2 separate regions of the Homo sapiens genome follow, and region 2 is linked to region 1. A link is a loop called in an ENCODE intact Hi-C map of the cell type or tissue named here. Cell type or tissue: PC-9. All regions are shown on one strand. Each heading gives the region's core, and the rest is flanking DNA. Links, peaks and the distances in the headings are about the cores only.

Region 1 (9,136 bases), core at 3,038-5,537:
ACCCCATACAAGTGGAATCATAGTCTTTATCCTTGTGTATCTGGCTTGTTTCACTTACCTTGATTTTATTTTTAAAATTTATTATTTAAATTTAAAAAATAAATTAGTTTTTTATTTATTATTTAAATTTAAAAAATAAATTTGTTTATTTATTTATTTATTTATTTTAGATAAGGTCTTGCTCTGTTGCCCAGGCTGAAGTGCGGTGGCACGATCATAGCTCAATGCAGCCTTGACCTCCTGGGCTTAAGTGATCCTCCTCCCTTAGCCTCCCAAGTAGCTGGGACTATAGGCACACACCATCATGCCTGGCTAATTTTTAAATTTTTTGTAGAGATGGAGTCTGGCTGTGTTTCCCAGGCTGGTCTTGAACTCCTGGCCTCAAGCAACCCTCCTGCTTCAGCCTCCCAAAATGCTGGTATTATAGGTGTGAGCCACTACATCTGGCCTGGATCTATTTTTAAAAGACTCTTTTAGTCTTTAGTCTTAGAGTTTTCTGATCATACTACCTTTTTCAGTACTGTCTTTGTTTGGGAGGAGAGCAGTTCAGGAAGTGTCCACATGGGCAGCAGGACAGAAACCATAGGGTCGCCCCTGACACCCCACTCCAGTTACCACCGTCCTGATGGCAGTCAGCAAGAGTTCCCTCCTTTTCCTTATAATTTTACCCCCGAACAATCTTGCTTCATTCTTCTCTGTTGTTGAGTCTCACATGAAAGGCTGTGTGCAGTATTCCCCTGTGACCTGCCTCTTTCCCTGGTGCAGTGTTGGTGTGCTCCTTGTGGGTTATTGCACGTGGTGGCAGTGAGGTGGCTGGCATCATGTGGTCACACTGCAGCCTATGGACCCTTTCTCTCATTTGTGGGCACTTGGAAACCACCTGGAGACCACCAGAATACTCAGGGTCGTGGGTGTGGCGCCTTCTGCTTTACCAGGGGACAGTGAGTGGTTTTCCAGAGTGGACCTGCTCTGTGCCACTTGGCGTGGGAACAGCAGGGTTCCTGCTGGGCAAGGGTTGTGCTCACCCTGCTGCCAGGCCCGGAGCCCTGATGCTGTGAAGTCAACCGTGGCAGTGTGTTCTGAAGCTGGGATGTTGCTGGGCCATGTCACTGCCAACCCCAGGAGGCCAGAGAGAATCTCTGAGTTGAGGCTGGGCTGTCAGAGTGGGAGAGCACCTGCGTCTCTCTTTCCACAGTGCTGCTGAGAACCGGCAGGTGGGGAAGGCATTGCTCCCCCTCGGCCTGAGCTCCTGCAAAGCAGCAAAGTGGACAGAAATGGAGAATTCTCGAAAAGCCAGAGGAAAGAGGAGGCAGGGTAGGCGTGGCTGAAGGCTGCACCAGCTTCTACTGCTGAAGGGATGGTTGCTAATCCTTCCATGGATTTGTCTGCCCCTTTGTTAATTAACTTGGAAAGTAGTCACCAAGCGTCTTTTATGTGCCAGGAGACAGGAGGCTGTGTTTACTGAGTACCAGCTATTTGCCATGCAATGAGTCTTACGTTCCCACTTGTGAAATTTGGGTGGGGAGAGTTACTTGCCCATTTTACAAGCAAGGAAATGGAGGCTCAGAAGCCGAGTGACTCGCCCAAGTGCCCCAGCCAGTGAGTGGTAGCCCAACCACACACCTGTGCTTCCAGTGGTGGAAGGACATGCCTGTGCTCATCTTGTGACCCTGGTAGCATCTGCTACATAGAAGTGGTGTAAGGGGAGGTGGCCAGTAAGGATTTGCATTCTTCCTTGTCATTTCCCTAAGGCTGTGCCCCTGGGCTCCCTCTCTTAAACTCTTAGAACCTCTTTTTACGCCTCTGGGGCAGGGAGATCATCCCACCGACCTCTTGTTGTTGATGTGAGCTTTACATGAGATGATATACACCAAGAGCCTGAAGTATTTCACCCAGCCCCAGATTTTACCAGGGACCTGGTCTGTGCTGTGTGCTGGGCACTGGAGACCCTGAAATGATTAGGCTGATTCTTGGCCCATGAGACCCTCCCAATCTGGTGATTGGGACAGCCTGCCACCCGACAGGGACATCATGGTCGAAGGACATGAGTGAAGTCAGAGGAGGGAGCTGCTTTTCCTGGGTGCTAGACAGAGCCTGCTGGACGCACAGACAGGCAGGGAGTCACATTTGGACTGGCTCATGAGGGATGGGTAGTTGGATACTCGCCAGTTGGCCAAGGTAGAAGAAGGGCATCCTAGCATGGAACAGCGTGTGCAAAGGCGTAGAACAAGAGAAGGTGTATGTGGCTGGGAGCTGAGTCTGGGCTGTGCTGTGAAGGCCCTGAGTCTCACTCCAGAGAGAGGCACTTTATCCTGTGGGGCAGTGGCTTTTCTGTGGGATCTGTGGAGCCCCAAGGCTCCCCAAGATGACTCAGGGATGTGGAAGGCCAGGGCATTGTGAGGACGACCAGGTAAGATGATGTGATGAGGGTTGAGTAGGAGTTAGTTTAGATATGGAAGTTAGGGAGACCCTCTCTGAGGAGGAGAGACCCCCAGAAAGAGAAGGAGCCTGTCCCATAGAGAGTGGGGGCAGCAGATGGCACAGGGAGAGGTGGAAGATTCCAGGCAGGCAGCATGGCAAATGCCAAGGCCTTGGGGCAGGACTGAGTCTGAGGAGCTCCTGAGTAGAGAGAGTGAGTGGGAGAGTGAGTTAGAGAAAGGAGGTCAGGAGGGGAAGTGGGCAGGACCCCACCGTGTAGGACTTTGTAAGGAAAGTGGAGACCACGGGGGGTCATAGGCGCAGGAGTGATCCAATCTGATTTGTATTTGTGGACAGTCATTCTATAGCCCTGTGGGTGATGGGCTGGAGGGTGACAGAAGTGGAAGCAAGGAGGGCAGGAGGGGGTGGTGGAGGAGGAGGTGGCTGGTGGACTGAGATGCCTTTGGAGGTGGCCCTGTGAGTGATAGACTGGAGGGAGGCGGGGGATGAGGGATTGGCCTGGGAGCGTCCTGAGGATGGTAGGGCCTTTGTTGACACAGGAAGACCCAGGGAGGGGGTGGCTTGGGAAAATCCGGAGCTGAGCAAATTCCAGCTGGGGAAGTGCCAGGGAGACATCTGGGGTGGTTTCTTGGCCAGCTGTGGGCATGTGCATGTGACATGGGGGGCGGGGGCAAGAGGAAGGTGGCATTGGAAGCTTAGAGATGAGATCAGCCAGGCCAGCGTGTGTTGGAGAAGAGAAGAAGCCCCAGGGTTGAGACTCCAAAAGTCTGGTGCTCAGGAAGTTAAAAAACACGACAGAGAGAGAGAGAGAGAGAGAGAGAGAGCGAGAGAGAGAGAGAGCGATAGAGAGAGAGAGAGAGCGCCAGGCAGGGGCTGGGGACCTGTGAGAGGTGGTCTCAGAAGGAGACCTAGAGGAGAGGAGGTGACTGCTGGGCGGAGCCTTGGAGAATCAGGGTGGAGGGCGGGGGCCTCTGGACATGAGATGAGGGTACTCACTCATCGTGCTGGGCTTTGCCTGGCTCTGCCTCCCACATTTTGGATGGCACCTGGCAATGCTACTCATGGCACCTGCACAATTTCCCCTCCTGCTGCAACTGGGTGGCCCTCCCAGCATAAGGGTCACAGCTCCTGAGCTTTGTTTGAGAAGGAAGGTGGCCAGGAGAGAATGGGGGGAATCCTGGCACCTGATCAAGGAGGAGCAGGCAGAGAGCGCCATTCAACACCCACGAAAGCAGAGCCACCTCTCGAGCTGGTGATGGTTAGAGTCCCAGAGACGACCTTCAGGATCGGCTGCATTAGGTCACCTGTGCAACAGACATGGGGACGCTCAGGCCTGGAGAAGGGAGAGTAAGAGGGGAAATTGAAGCTTGCGACTTCTTTTTTAATTTTGTACACTTTTTTTTTTTTTTTTGAGACGGAGTCTTGCTCTTGTCACCCAGGCTGGAGTGCAGTGGCGCCATCTTGGCTCACTGCAACCTCCGCCTCACGGGTTCAAGTGATTCTCCTGCCTCAGCCTCCCAAGTAGCTGGGATTACAGGTGCCCACCACCATGCCCAGCTAATTTTTGTACTTTTAGTAGAGATGGGTTTTCGCCATGTTGGCCAGGTTGGTCTCAAACTCCTGACCTCAGGTGATCCGCCCACCTCGGCCTCCCAAAGTGCTGGGATTACAGGCGTGAGCCACTGCACCTGGCCATTTGTACACATTTATGGGGCAGGTACATGTGAAATTGTGACGTGTATGTGATTCACAGTGATCACATCAGGGTGTTGAGGGTGTCCATCACCTGACTACCGTGCATTTTTGTTAAGGGTAGTCACTCTGCTTGGGATTTCTAACTCCCCAGCTCATCTGTGAAATAGGAATGCTGACAGTTCTCACTCTTAGTAACTGTGAGGTTCCTGTGCTGGGACCCTGCCTGGCTGGTTGCTAGCGCTGCTATATTTCAGCTGTTACTGTTATCCTCATTGGGCATCCCACTGATGTCATCTGGCTAAGAGCCAGGGACCATAATCTCTGTAAGGCAATCTTGGAAGAGGTTTAGGGAGGAAGGATTCGGTCCTGTAGAAGAATGTTGTGAGTCTGAGCTGTGCAGAAGAGAGGATAAGCCGCCTGGGCAGAGTTGCCTCCTGTCACCAGAAGTATTCAAATAAGGAGAGTCTCCCACATGCCCAGAGTGTAACAAGAGGGGACGAGACATTGAATGGTGGCGTCACTCTCAGTGACCACAGAGACTGAAGTCAGGACTCTGGCATCCTGGGAGGTGGAGGCAGGACTCTGCCTGGCACCTTGTGCTCCTGAGTCCTGGGACAGACATGTCTGAGCCATGTTCCATTCAGATGGTGAGCACTGATCCCGGCCTCCGACACAGCACCTCTCAGTTGCCCAGGGTCTCCTAGATTCATTCAGCAAATACTCATTGAACACCCACCATGTGCCAGGGGGCTGAGATATGGCTATGAGGAAGATAGATAAGAGACCCTACCCTCTGGGAGCTGACATTGCAAAGGAGGAAACAGAGGACTGAGAAAGTAAACTCATCCACAAGAGGCTCTCACAGTGCTGACTGCTGTGAGAGGGTTATTTATTTGTTTCTTTGAGACAAGGTCTTTGTCACCCAAGTTGAAGTGCAGTGGCACAAGCATGGCTCACTGAAGCCTCCATCTCCTGGGCTCAAGCAATCCCTTCCCCTCAGGCTCCTGAATAGCTGGAAATGCAGGCATGTACCACCATGCCTGGTTAAATTTTTTCTTTTTAAGAGACAGTCACACTATGTTTCTCAGGCTGGTCTCAAACTACTGGCCTCAAGTGATCCTCCTGCTTCAGCCTCCCAGAGTTCTGGGATTACAGGCTATGGATTTTATTTCTGAAGAAGATTCTCTTTTTTCTAAAATTATCTCTGTAAATTTTATTCTAATCCTGCCTTTATAGATTTGGAAGTTACTTTCGTGTATGGTGTGATGTGGGTCCCAGCATCATAAATTCTTTCCCTGCAAAGTTTGAATGCCACCTTCATCATATATTCAATTCCCGTATGCACATAGGTCTGTTTCTGAAGTCTTTTCTCTTCCATTGAGCGCCTTGTCTTCTTGTTTTAATTATTAGAACTTTGAAGTGTATTCTGATACCGTTAGAGAAAGTCTACCTTCTCTGTTCTTATTTTTCAGAAATGTTCTCGGGTATTCTTAAGCATTTCGTTTTTTGGATGAATTTTAGAATTAACACGACAAATTCTGTGACAGTTACACTTTGCTTTGGTTGGAATCGCATTGAAGTTGTAGAGTAAGTAGAGGAGAATTGACATCTTTAAGGTACATATTAGATACATGGTATGTATTTTGAATAAAGTGTATGTTATACCCATTAGACAATCAAATTTTCGTCTTCATGTGAATCAAGCATGTTCACTGTAGATTTATTTCTAGGTTTGTTTCTCTTTTGAATGGGAATTTTTTCCTATTAACTTTTCTATTTAATTGTTATGGGGGTATAGGAAAGCCACTAATTTGAGTGTGTTGTTTTTGTTTTTGGCTATTGTATTATAGTCATTATTGTTAATTGTATTAATTCTAATACTTTGTGAGTTTTGAGTCTCTTGGATTGTCTAGGAAGATGAAACCATAACATCTGCCAATAACGACTGTTGTTTCTTCTTTCTATTATTTCTTTGGCCCTTTTTTCTTTCTTTCTTTCTTTTTTTTTTTCCCCAAGACGAGTCTTGCTCTGTCGCCCAGGCTGGAGTGCAGTGGTGCGATCTTGGCTCACTGCAACCTCCGCCTCCTGGGTTCAAGCAATTTTTGTCCCTCAGCCTCCCAAGTAGCTGGGATTACAGGTGCGCGCCACCAAGCCTGGCTAATTTTTTTGTATTTTTAGCAGAGACGAGGTTTCATTATGTTGGCTAGGCTGGTCTTGAACTCCTGACCTCGTGATCCGCATTCCTCAGCCTCTCAAAGTGCTGGGATTACAGGTGTGAGCCACTACGCCTGGCCTCCTTTTTTCTTTCTTTTTTTTTAAGTTTTTTTTTTTTTAATTATACTTTAAGTTCTAGGGTACATGTGCATAATGTGCAGGTTTGTTACATATGTATACATGTGCCATGTTGGTGTGCTGCACCTGTTAACTTGTCATTTACATTAGGTATTTCTCCTAATGCTATCCTTCCCCCCTCCCCCCACCCCACGACAGGCCCCAGTGTGTGATGTTCCCCATCCTGTGTCCAAGTGTGCTCATTGTTCAATTCCCACCTATGAGTGAGAACATGCAGTGTTGGTTTTCTGTCCTTGCAATAATTTGCTCAGAATGATGGTTTCCAGCTTCATCCATGTCCCTACAAAGGACATGAACTCATCCTTTTTTATGGCTGCATAGTAGTCCCTGGTGTATATGTGCCACATTTTCTTAATCCAGTCTATCATTGATGGACGTTTGGGTTGGTTCCAAGTCTTTGCTATTGTGAATAGTGCTGCAGTAAATATACGTGTGCATGTGTCTTTATAGCAGCATGATTTATAATCCTTTGGGTATATACCCAGTAATGGGATGGCTGGGTCAAATGGTATTTCTAGTTCTAGATCCCTGAGCAATCGCCATACTGTCTTCCACAATGGTTGAACTAGTTTACAGTCCCACCAACAGTGTAAAAGCGTTCCTATTTCTCCACATCCTCTCCAGCACCTGTTGTTTCCTGACTTTTTAATGATCACCATTCTGACTGGTGTGAGATGGTATTTCATTGTGGTTTTGATTTGCATTTCTCTGATGGCCAGTGATGATGAGCATTTTTTCATGTGTCTGTTGGCTGCATAAATGTCTTCTTTTGAGAAGTGTCTGTTCATATCCTTCGCCCACTTTTTGATGGGGTTGTTTGATTTTTTCTTGTAAATTTAAGTTCTTTGTAGATTCTGGATATTAGCCCTTTGTCAGATGGGTAGATTGCAAAAATTTTCTCCCATTCTGTAGGTTCCCTGTTCACTCTGATGGTAGTTTCTTTTGCTGTGCAGAAGCTCTTTAGTTTAATTAGATCCCATTTGTCAATTTTGGCTTTTGTTACCCTTGCTTTTGGTGTTTTAGACATGAAGTCCTTGCCCATGCCTATGTCCTGAATGGTATTGCCTAGGTTTTCTTCTAGGGTTTTTATGGTTTTAGGTCTAACATTTAAGTCTTTAATCCATCTTGAATTAATTTTTGTGTAAGGTGTAAGGAAGGGATCCAGTTTCAGCTTTCTACATATGGCTAGCCAGTTTTCCCAGCACCGTTTATTAAATAGGGAATCGTTTTCCCATTTCTTGTTTTTGTCAGGTTTGTCAAAGATCAGATGGTTGTAGATGTGTGGTATTATTTCTGAGCCGGCCTCCTTTTTTCTTGTTTTACTGCATTTGCTAGTATCTCCAGGACAATGCTATATAGTAGCATGGCCCGTGGGCATTATTTTTGTAATATTTAATAATTCAGTGGGGGATGTGTCTAATGTTCCCCCATTGAGTATGATGTTTGCTATGTGCTTCTGGTAGACACCAGTTCTCATTCCTCTCAGTGCCTCAGAGCAGAACAGTAACAGGTTGTGATGGAAGCTGTTTTCCCTGTTTTACAGAAAAGGAATGAAAACTTAGGAAAGCTTGGTAACTTGCCGTGCCTGCTAAGGCAACGCAGCCGATGACCCTCAGTGAGCTCTTGCTCCGGTTGGAGTGTGCAGGTGCCGTCCTTCACGGCATCTATCCCTCAGCCCTGTGCCCTTACGTGAACTGCTCAGGACATTTAGAGGGCTTTGTGGGCCTTAGCACCTACACAGCCATTCAGTCCTCATACAGAGAAGGACACTGAGTCTGGAGGGAGGAGAAGCGGCTGTCAGTGGTAACGCTGAGATGTGGACCCAGGCCCATCAGGCTCAGAGGCACTCATCTGTTACTTGTTGCCCTCAGCACGAATGTCTAGGCATTCTGTATAAACTTGACTTAGGAATGTCACTTTAGACCTCAGGGGCAAACGCTTGGGTTAATTACACGTCTCATTTCTTGGCATGGCTCTTATTATCCTCTTTGCAAGGCTCTTGTTTTATTTATTTATTAATATTTTATTTCCTTTCATCTTCTTTCTCCATTCCCATCCACCACCTCCATCTGCATAGCTGACAGTTTCATCTCATCAGTGTGTTTTTTGCTGTCATGTGTTCTTGCAAAGTATGCATTGTTATTTTATGTGTGATAGTTTAAATTTGTATAGTAGAACTGATTTGGCTTCTTCCTTTTCTCCCTTAGTGCTGTGTTCCTCCACACTTCTGTGTGTTGGTGTGTCCAGCTCATGCTGCTGTGTGTGTATCCAGTCTATTGTTTCTGACAGCTCCTGCATGTAGCATGGCCCCAGATTTTCCTCATCCTCCCCCCCAGTGATGGACACCCAGGCTGTCCGCAACCCCTTTCCACAAATAACACTTGACATGGGCATCCTTGTACTGGTTGTGTTACGGGCTGTCGTGAGGACTTCCCTGGCACAGACACCAGGAGCAGAGCGTCTGGGTCCTTGATGTTGCGTGTGCTTAACTGTATAAGTGGTGCCACATCTCTCCAGCTGGCCGCAGTCTCCTCTCCCACCCTAGACACATGGACATGCAGCAGTGTAGAGGAATACAGCACTAAGGGAGAAAAGGGGGTCCCCACCTCTGTGTGGCATTTCTCACTCTTACTCATATTTCTAGTTTAAT
Region 2 (9,136 bases), core at 3,377-5,876, 93 kb before region 1:
TCACCTGAGGTCGGGAGTTTGAGACCAGCCTGACCAACATGGAGAAACCCCATCTCTACTAAAAATACAAAATTAGCTGGATGTGGTGGCGCATGCCTGTAATCCCAGCTACTCGGGAGGCTGAGACAGGAGAATTGCTTGAACCTGGGAGGCGGAGGTTTCGGTAAGCCGAGATCGCGCCATTGCACTCCAGCTTGGGCAACAAGAGCGAAACTCCATCTCGAAAGAAAGAAAGAAATTCATGTATAATCGTTAAAATGAAAATGCATTAAACTCATCAATCAAAAGGCAGAGACTCTCAGATGAGATTTAAAAACAGGGCTGCCACCTTTGCAGGTAGGGGACATTTTTGCACCAGTCACGATGAGTCTGGTGTGGATAAGTCAGCAGCTAGTATGGCCCAAGGAACCAATTTCTGAACAGAACCTCACATGTGCTGAGCCTGGGCTTAAGGGCAGGGCAGGGTGTCCATGTGTGTAGGCAAGACCCAGAGGAGGCAGTGAAATCTGACATTGCCGACACAGATCTCCACACCCCCAGGGCAGTGTCTCAGCTTCAGTGCCCCTTCTCTCCTTTGAGTCCCCCTTTTTGCAGCTCTTGGTGCTCTTTTCACCTTAGTTTTGGGTGGAATGAGGCTGAGCAGTGCTGAATCTGACAGACCAGTTTCCAGTCTTGCCTGGTGTCCACAGTCTTGTCCTGAGCCTCAGTTTCCCTTCTCTATAAATTGAGGCCATCCATGTCTCTCTCCCAGAGGCCATCAGGCGGAAGGTGGAGCTGGAGTGGGGCACAGAGGATGATGAGTACCTGGATAAGGTGGAGAGGAACATCAAGAAATCCCTCCAGGAGCACCTGCCCGACGTGGTGGTATACAATGCAGGCACCGACATCCTCGAGGGGGACCGCCTTGGGGGGCTGTCCATCAGCCCAGCGGTACGTCCTGACCCTTGGGGCCACGGGAGGGTCTGCTCTATGGACTCAGCAGCAGCAGGAAAGGTGGGCGGCCTCATGTCAGGGAGGAGATGGACTGAAGCAACAGCAGTTTGGAGCAGGGCTAGCCCTGCAGCAGGACTTCCTGACACCATGGGGGTCTGGCCTGCCTGAGTCACCCTCCTCTTCCCCTAACAGGGCATCGTGAAGCGGGATGAGCTGGTGTTCCGGATGGTCCGTGGCCGCCGGGTGCCCATCCTTATGGTGACCTCAGGCGGGTACCAGAAGCGCACAGCCCGCATCATTGCTGACTCCATACTTAATCTGTTTGGCCTGGGGCTCATTGGGCCTGAGTCACCCAGCGTCTCCGCACAGAACTCAGACACACCGCTGCTTCCCCCTGCAGTGCCCTGACCCTTGCTGCCCTGCCTGTCACGTGGCCCTGCCTATCCGCCCCTTAGTGCTTTTTGTTTTCTAACCTCATGGGGTGGTGGAGGCAGCCTTCAGTGAGCATGGAGGGGCAGGGCCATCCCTGGCTGGGGCCTGGAGCTGGCCCTTCCTCTACTTTTCCCTGCTGGAAGCCAGAAGGGCTTGAGGCCTCTATGGGTGGGGGCAGAAGGCAGAGCCTGTGTCCCAGGGGGACCCACACGAAGTCACCAGCCCATAGGTCCAGGGAGGCAGGCAGTTAACTGAGAATTGGAGAGGACAGGCTAGGTCCCAGGCACAGCGAGGGCCCTGGGCTTGGGGTGTTCTGGTTTTGAGAACGGCAGACCCAGGTCGGAGTGAGGAAGCTTCCACCTCCATCCTGACTAGGCCTGCATCCTAACTGGGCCTCCCTCCCTCCCCTTGGTCATGGGATTTGCTGCCCTCTTTGCCCCAGAGCTGAAGAGCTATAGGCACTGGTGTGGATGGCCCAGGAGGTGCTGGAGCTAGGTCTCCAGGTGGGCCTGGTTCCCAGGCAGCAGGTGGGAACCCTGGGCCTGGATGTGAGGGGCGGTCAGGAAGGGGTACAGGTGGGTTCCCTCATCTGGAGTTCCCCCTCAATAAAGCAAGGTCTGGACCTGCCTTCCCAGGCCCTTCTGTGGGGGTGAAGGTGGGGAAGGCCTGCGGCGCCCAGATCACTGCCTTAGCAGTAGTCTTGCCTGTTCAGTGCAAGGGGCAGGTTTTGGGGGGAGGAATTCTTAGCGCAAGGACGGGCCTCAGCCCTGTCGCCTCCAGGGGGCCGCTGACCCAGGTGGGGAGAGGGCAGAAGAAGGGTGGGGGACGTGGGCAGGCCAGGCTCACAGGTGGAAATCAGGGATGCAGGGTGGTGCCCAAGCCAGGTCCTGCAGGAACCCAGGCCCAGGGAGGGACCCAGACACTGGTGAGGCGGGGCAGGGGTTCCTGGAGAGAGGGCAGCGAGGATCTCTATCCTGGCCTGGGGATTATGAACATAGGTAGCCGGGGCAGGGCCCTGGGTGGGACTGTGGCCTCCACTGGCCTCACCAAAGTGCCTGGGCCCCAATCCTTCTCCATGCCCAGGGGCCCCAGGTGGGCCAGACCTCTGGCCTGTTCCTCAGCCCTACTCATGGGGACATTCAGGGACCTCCAGGAAGTGGGCGGGGGAGCATCCACCCCTGCTAGCCGGCAGCTGTGGCCCTGATCAAATCAGGGGCTGGGGAGGGAAAGTGGGTCCATTGAGGTGGCCCTGCTCCATCAGCCCCCTACGGGACTTGTGTTCATTACAGTGAGGGGGTGCTCCCACTGTCTCCCGGCCTCCCTAATGCTCCCTCTGCTGCAGGGAGAAGGGTTCCAAGATCACAAAATGTCAACAATGCTGGCCTCCTGGACCAGACCCCGAGGCTCTAACAATGCACTCTGAGATCCCTACCCTTGCCGTTGGTCTCTGTCGCTGACTCGAGGCACCTAACATCCATTCACACCCAACACAGGCCAGCGACTTCTGGGGCTCAGCCACAGACATGGTTTGTCACTGTTGAGCTTCTGTTCCTAGAGAATCCTAGAGGCTTGATTGGCCCAGGCTGCTGTGTGTGCTGGAGGCAAAGAATCCCTACCTCCTAGGGGTGAAAGGAAATGAAAATGGAAAGTTCTTGTAGCGCAAGGCCTGACATGGGTAGCTGCTCAATAAATGCTAGTGTGTTATTTCATCTTCTGAGTCCTGTGGAGTTGGTAATGATTCCCATTTCACAGATGAGGAAACTGAGGCTTGGCAGGGGTGAGAAATTTGCCCCAGGCCACACCTCCCAGCAGATCTCAACAGTGGTAGAGCCAGGCTTGAATCCAGCTCTGCCAGATCCCAAAGTAAAAGTTCTCAGCTGCCTCACACTTGGCAGGGGGGTGGGGTGGGGGTGGGGGGTTACTCTGGACAGAGAAGGGTCTAGGATCCCAGGGTGATAAGGTCACTGGGCTGGGGTCTGGGACAGCCTGGGAATGGGTGGGCAGGCACAGCTGGGCTGTGATGGTGGCTCTGCTGCACAGTGGGAGGGGGCCCTGGCAGGGCAGTGGGTGGATGGGGTGTCTTCCAGGCCTGGGGTGCTTTTGGAGCGCTTATGGGGATGGGCTGCCCCGAGATGAGGCTGGGCTGGGGTGGGGTATCCAGGCAGGGGGAAAGGCAGAGCCTTGGCCGGGCAGAGTGACCAGAGCATCCCCAGTATCAGTGGCACAGCCTGGATGGGGGGCAGGGTGGCCCCTTGAGGTTCAGACAGGGTGTCAGGGAAAAGGACATGGGGTAGCAGGCAGGGGTCCCGATTGGCCCTGTGCTGGGTGGGAGGAGACTGATAAAGGCTGATGCTGACCAGGTGGTACTAAGGGCCAGGCCCTATCCAGACTCTAGCTGGGAACTGCATATGGAACTTCATGGCACTCTGAGGTGAGAACTGTTTCCATGCCTACTTCACAGATGTAGAAGCAGAGGCAGGAAAGGGGTTAGTTATTTGCTGAGCACCGCAGCCCCTAAGTGGAGGAGTGAGGACTGGAGCCCAGGCCCCAGCTCCAGAACCTGTGAGCTGTTTCTTCCTTAAAGATGCTCGTGGAAGAGGTTGTCCTGGGAATAAGAGCCTCAGTACCTGGAAGGCACTCAGGACACTGGGTGGCTTTCTGCTGCTCCCAGTAACTGTCAGGGTGAGGGGGAGGAATGTCCTGTAGGTCAGGCGGAAGAACTGAGGCCAGATGAAGTGTTTGGACCTGTTTGCAGGATCTGTGCATTTTGCTGTATGTAAATTACACCACAAGTTACATCAATCCCAGTGGAGCAGGTCAGCTTCATGAAGTGGCTGAGAGGTGGCACAGCAGCCCTGACGCCCCAGTGGCTGCTGGCAGCCCTGGATAAGAGCAGGGACAGGCTGAGGACGACTGGCCATCAGACTCATGATCTGGGGAGACCTTGGGAGGCATGACCTTGCACCATGCCTGGCCAGTGAGCCAGCTGAGGCTTGGGGAGAGGGATTTCATCTTGGGAGACACAGCTCTGTTCTCTACGGGACAGACGCAGGGAGGTTCCAGCAGGAAGCAGCAGTGCCCGGCTGTAACCTGGCCCCTGCCCGGAACCCACCCCTCCAGGCTAGGCTAATAGGGCCCCAGCGGGGGCGGGGGCAGAGGCAGGCATGACCATCCCCACTCTGCTGCCTCAGGCATAAACAAAGGCGGTTGCTGGCACGGGGCCCCTCCCTGCCTAGCGGGACTCCTGGGCAGACCTAAAGGAAGACTTTTATGATGCCTCCCTGGCTGCTCAGCCAAACATTTGGGGTTTAGGGCCAGGAACTCCTCCAGGGCAGCCTGCCCTTGAGTTGGTTTCATTCAGCTTAGCCAGCACTGGCTGGGGACACCTTGCTCAGGCCCAGGGCCAACGCGTGAGGCTCTGCACCACTCTGGAAGTGACGCCGTCACGTGATTGCTAGGGAGGCCCAGGGAGCGGACGCGTGGGCTCCAGTCCCTCCGGCCTGGCTCTGAGTCCTGCCTCCTCCCCTCGATAGCTGTGTGCCTTAGTTTACTCATCTGCAAAATGGGGATGATAGCACCTACCTCCTAGGTGTTGGAGAATTAAATGAGTGAATGTTTGTGAAGGGCTTAAAGCAAGAGTAAACACTCAATTAAGCATGCTTGATTGTGGCTGTCGGCACTCATCATCACCATCATCACCACCACCATGTTACTGATGGGAAACAAACTCAGAGAGGTGAAATGGCTTGCCGAAGACTGCAGAGTTGGGCAATGGCAAAGCCAGGGAATGCACCCACATCCATCCGACTCCAACACTAGTGCCCTTTCCCCATGGCCAGGCCCTCTGGCAAACAGTGTCTTGGTGAGCATGGCATCTTGCACACTGCCTGGACTTCCACGCCCTTCCCCAGCTCATAGTCTTACCAGCAACCCCGGGAGAGGCAGGCCTCAGCACCCTTGTTGTCCAGATGAGACAGAGACCCGGATGGGAAAGGCAGTCCCACGGCCCCTCAGCGGTGGTGGCAGGGCCTGGTGGAGGGAAGTGTGGCACCTGTGGGTACATTGCTGTCTACTCAGGCTGGGGCCCGCAGAGACGGGTGCTCCCACATCCTACCCTGGAAATGCTGTTCAGCTGGAAAACATACACTGGGCTTTCTAAAGGGCCATTGGCTTTCAGCTTGAACTTTCAAAGTACAAAGTGAATTAAAAAATAGTCATAAAACAGCAGGCAGCTGAGAAATGCATCATGGATTGGCGTGTGCAGCTGGGGCTAGGGCCCTGGAGAGTACCTGTTCCACCTGCCTGTTCCACCTGCAGAGGCCCAGCCTCGGCACTGCAGCTGGACAGGGTGTGTGGGGGTGGACGAGAAGGGAGGTATCCTTTGAGGAGGCCTGCTCACCCTGGCTCAGTGCTGGCTGTCAGCGTTGTCGATTTGTGGATGGGGAAGGTGAGGCCCAGGGAGGGCTTGAAGGAGCCTGGCACCCCCTGGCAAGCAAACCAGAACCCCGGCCTCCTCCCCTCCTCACCTGGTAGCCTCCTTGCGGGGGGTGGCTGTGGTGAGCATGTGCCATGTGCCAGGCCACATGTGTGAGAGGATTGCAGAGGCCCGTGCACGGCGAGGCCCATGCCACTCTCTGCGTGCCTGGTCCTTGTTTATCCTCACAGCAGCCTCCCTGTGCAGGGTCCTGGAGCTCCATTGTCCAGGCTGGAACACCAAGGCTTAGAGGGGCCTGCAGGCCCTCGCCCATGGCCACACACGGTGGAGTGGCAGAGTGGCCAGTCTTCACCACCACCCCGGGTGTTGACCTCTGAACTCCCTGATTTTATTAGGGCTGAGGCACTGTGGACAGGGCGGGTAAAAGCCAGGACCTCAGCTCAGGGTGACCTCAGCTCAGGGTGGAGAGTGGCCTCCAGAGAAAGAATGCAGCTCTGTAGTTGCCCAGCCAGGGTTTCAGTCCTGCCTCTGCTGTATACCTGCGCTGTGGCCCCGGGCTGAGCCTCATTGCCTCCTCTATAGAGGACTCTGGTAAACAGTGGGAATGAGGCTGGCATACAGCAGGTGCATAATACATGTGACACTGGCCAGGGGCTTCTTTACCCTCTTCTGTTCTCATCACCTCTTTGACTCAGCAACAGGGCAAAGTCCTGTTTCCATCTCTGGTTTAGGGCCTCCCAGTGAGCTGCGGGGCAGCCCTTTTAGGCAGGGCCCCAGGCCAAGGCTTACCCAGCCCTCGCGTGCACCTGCCTGGGGCTGGGCCTGAGCCCTCCCTCAACCCTCCCATGGCTCCAGGCTCCTGGCTGGAGAGTTCGCAGGGTCCGTTCAGCTGAAAGGACCTGGGGACACATATCATCAGGCCTGGCGCCTGGGATGCTGGGTAGCCTCCCTGAAGCCTGCTGCACCTCCCTGCTCTTGGCCCTGGGGAATGGGGCTGGGCAGGTCACCATCTCTAAACTGTGGGAAGACACCCATCTTCCCTCGGCGAGGGTGGTCCCATACAGGGAAAATTCAGGCCTGGACTTGGATCTGTGTTTGAATCTAGGCTCTCAGTGGCTGTGGGCAAATCACTTCACGCTTTGTGCCTCAGTTTCCTCCTCTGTAAATAGCGATGATAATCCCTTCCTTCCCTAGGGTGGCTTGAGGGTCAAGGAGGCTAGGCAGGTAAAGCACCAGTCTGGGTCCCCCTCACATCCAGAATTCGCAGGTCACCCCTGCTGGTCCTGAGACAGTGACGTTCTTTTCTTTTCTTTTCTTTTCTTTTTTTTTTTTTTTTGAGACAGAGTCTCACTCTGTCACCCAGGATGGAGTGCAGCGGAGTGGCATGATCTCAGCTCACTGCAGCCTCTGCCTCCCAGGGTCAAGTGATTCTCCTGCCTCAGCCTGCCCAAGTAGCTGGGATTATAGGCACCTGCCACCACGCCAGGCTATTTTTGTATTTTTAGTAGAGACGGGATTTCACCATGTTGGCCAGGCTGGTCTCGAACTCCTGACTTCAGGTGATCCGCCCGCCTCGGCCTCCCAAAGTGCTGGGATTACAAGCGTGAGCCACCGCGCCCAGCTGACGGTGGTCTTCTGAAAGAAAGAGGTAGCGTGCCCAGTGCATGCACACTCTGGGAGCCAGGGCAGCAGATTCAAGTCCCACTGCTGCCTCTACCCTCCATGTGACCTTGGACAGGTGACAGCTCCTCGTGCCTCAGTTTTCCCATCCGTCAAATGGGGTTCACACTAGCACCGGCCTCACAGAGTGGTTGTGAGAACGAATGAACCCATTTAAGCATCAGAACTGCACCTAATCAGCCTCAGCTCTTGTATCACTGAGGGGCAGGGGTTGCCAACATTACTGTAATCAACGCCTCCACCTTTATTTACCCTGCAAAGCAGTACAGTAAGTCCACATTTAAGTCCTTGATAGGTTCTTGGAAACTGACTTTAAGTGAAACCACATGAAATCGTTTGAATCAGGCCAGGCCAGTGGTTCACACTTGTAATCCCAGCACTTTGGGAGGCTGTGGACGGGTCACCTGAGGTCAGGAATTCAAGACCAGCCTGGCCAACATGGTGAAATCCCGTCTCTACTAAAAATACAAAAATTAGCCAGGCATGGTGGTATGTACCTGTAATCCCAGCTACTGGGGAGGCTGAGGCAGGAGAATCGCCTGAACTGGGGAGCTGGAGGTTTTAGTGAGCTGAGATTGTGCCACTGCACTCTAGCCTGGGCGACAGATTGATTGGGATTCCATCTCAAAAAAAAAAAAAAAGTTTGGATCTGTGTCCCCTTCCAAATCTCATGTTGAACTGTAATTTCACATAATCCCCAATGTTGGAGGTGAGGCCTGGTGGGAGGTGATTGGATCATGGGGGTGGTTTTCTTATGAAAGGTTTAGTATCATCCTCTTGGTACTGTCCTCATGACAGTGAGTGAGTTGTCATGAGATGTGGTCATTTAAAAGTGTGTGGTACCTCCCTCCTCTGTCCCTTGCTCCTGCTCTGGCCATGTGACCTGTGGGCTCCCTCTTTGCCTTCCGCCACGATTGTAAGTTTCCTGAGGCCTCCTCAGGAGCGGAGCAGATGCAGGCACTATGCTTCCTGTAGAGCTGCCAAACCCTGAGCCAATTAACCCTCCTTCCTTTATAAATTATCCAGTCTCAGGTATTTCTTTATAGCAGCTGGAGAACGGACTAACACACCAGCTATAACAAAACCAATTTTACCATAGGCTAATTGATATAAACAAGAGTTCAGTTCCTACAGCGTATTTTTGGTCACAAAAACAACATCAAACTTCTCTAATACGAAGCACCTCTAATATTAAACATTGAAATAAATGTGAGGTGTACATACATTTAAGAAAGACTAGTAAAAACAAGATATGTACCCACTTATTCCAGTCTCGGCTCTAGGGTGGCTGGAGCCTGTCCCAAGAGCACAAGATGGGAACCAGCCCTGAGCTGGATATCACCCCATTATCACTATAGGGCACACTCACAGACACGCTCACACTCAGACTGGGGCCATGTAGACACACTGGTTCACCTAACACCCACATCTTCAGGATGTGGGAAGAAGCCAGAGTACGTGGAGGGAACACATGCAGACGTTGGGGGAACATTGCAAACTCCACACAGACAGCGGGCATGGCCAGAAATCGACATTTTTTTCTTATCAACGAGACGATGTTGAACAAAACGATGTTATTTGAGGACCTGCTGTATTCAGTGACTTCTCTGCTATTTTCTGGGTGCCAGGCCCTGTGTTGGGTGCCAGCACACAGAC

Evidence for each region. Peaks named below come from ENCODE experiments on the same cell type or tissue, not always from the same donor. Only the 100,000 strongest peaks of a DNase experiment are listed, where the experiment ranks them.
Region 2: it touches region 1 in a loop (5-fold over the local background); 1 of 110 quality-filtered maps calls a loop at or near these places.

The regions. Positions count from the first base shown.
Region 1 is chr3:13,596,783-13,605,918 of GRCh38, forward strand. The region is part of intron 2 of FBLN2 (fibulin 2); the gene reads left to right. Among named protein-coding and RNA genes, the nearest start is that of SNORA93, 17 kb to the right of the region's middle. RefSeq lists an enhancer at 1,091-1,591. In PC-9, for the core only: no CTCF peak of the experiment used is centred there; a DNase peak (open chromatin) is centred at 4,249; H3K27ac peaks cover 1,493 bases.
Region 2 is chr3:13,503,343-13,512,478 of GRCh38, forward strand. HDAC11 (histone deacetylase 11) reads left to right here. Exons shown (of 10, transcript NM_024827.4): 9 at 752-930; 10 at 1,126-3,074. The coding sequence ends at 1,341. Among named protein-coding and RNA genes, the nearest start is that of HDAC11, 28 kb to the left of the region's middle. In PC-9, for the core only: no CTCF peak of the experiment used is centred there; DNase peaks (open chromatin) are centred at 4,319 and 4,549; H3K27ac peaks cover 1,304 bases.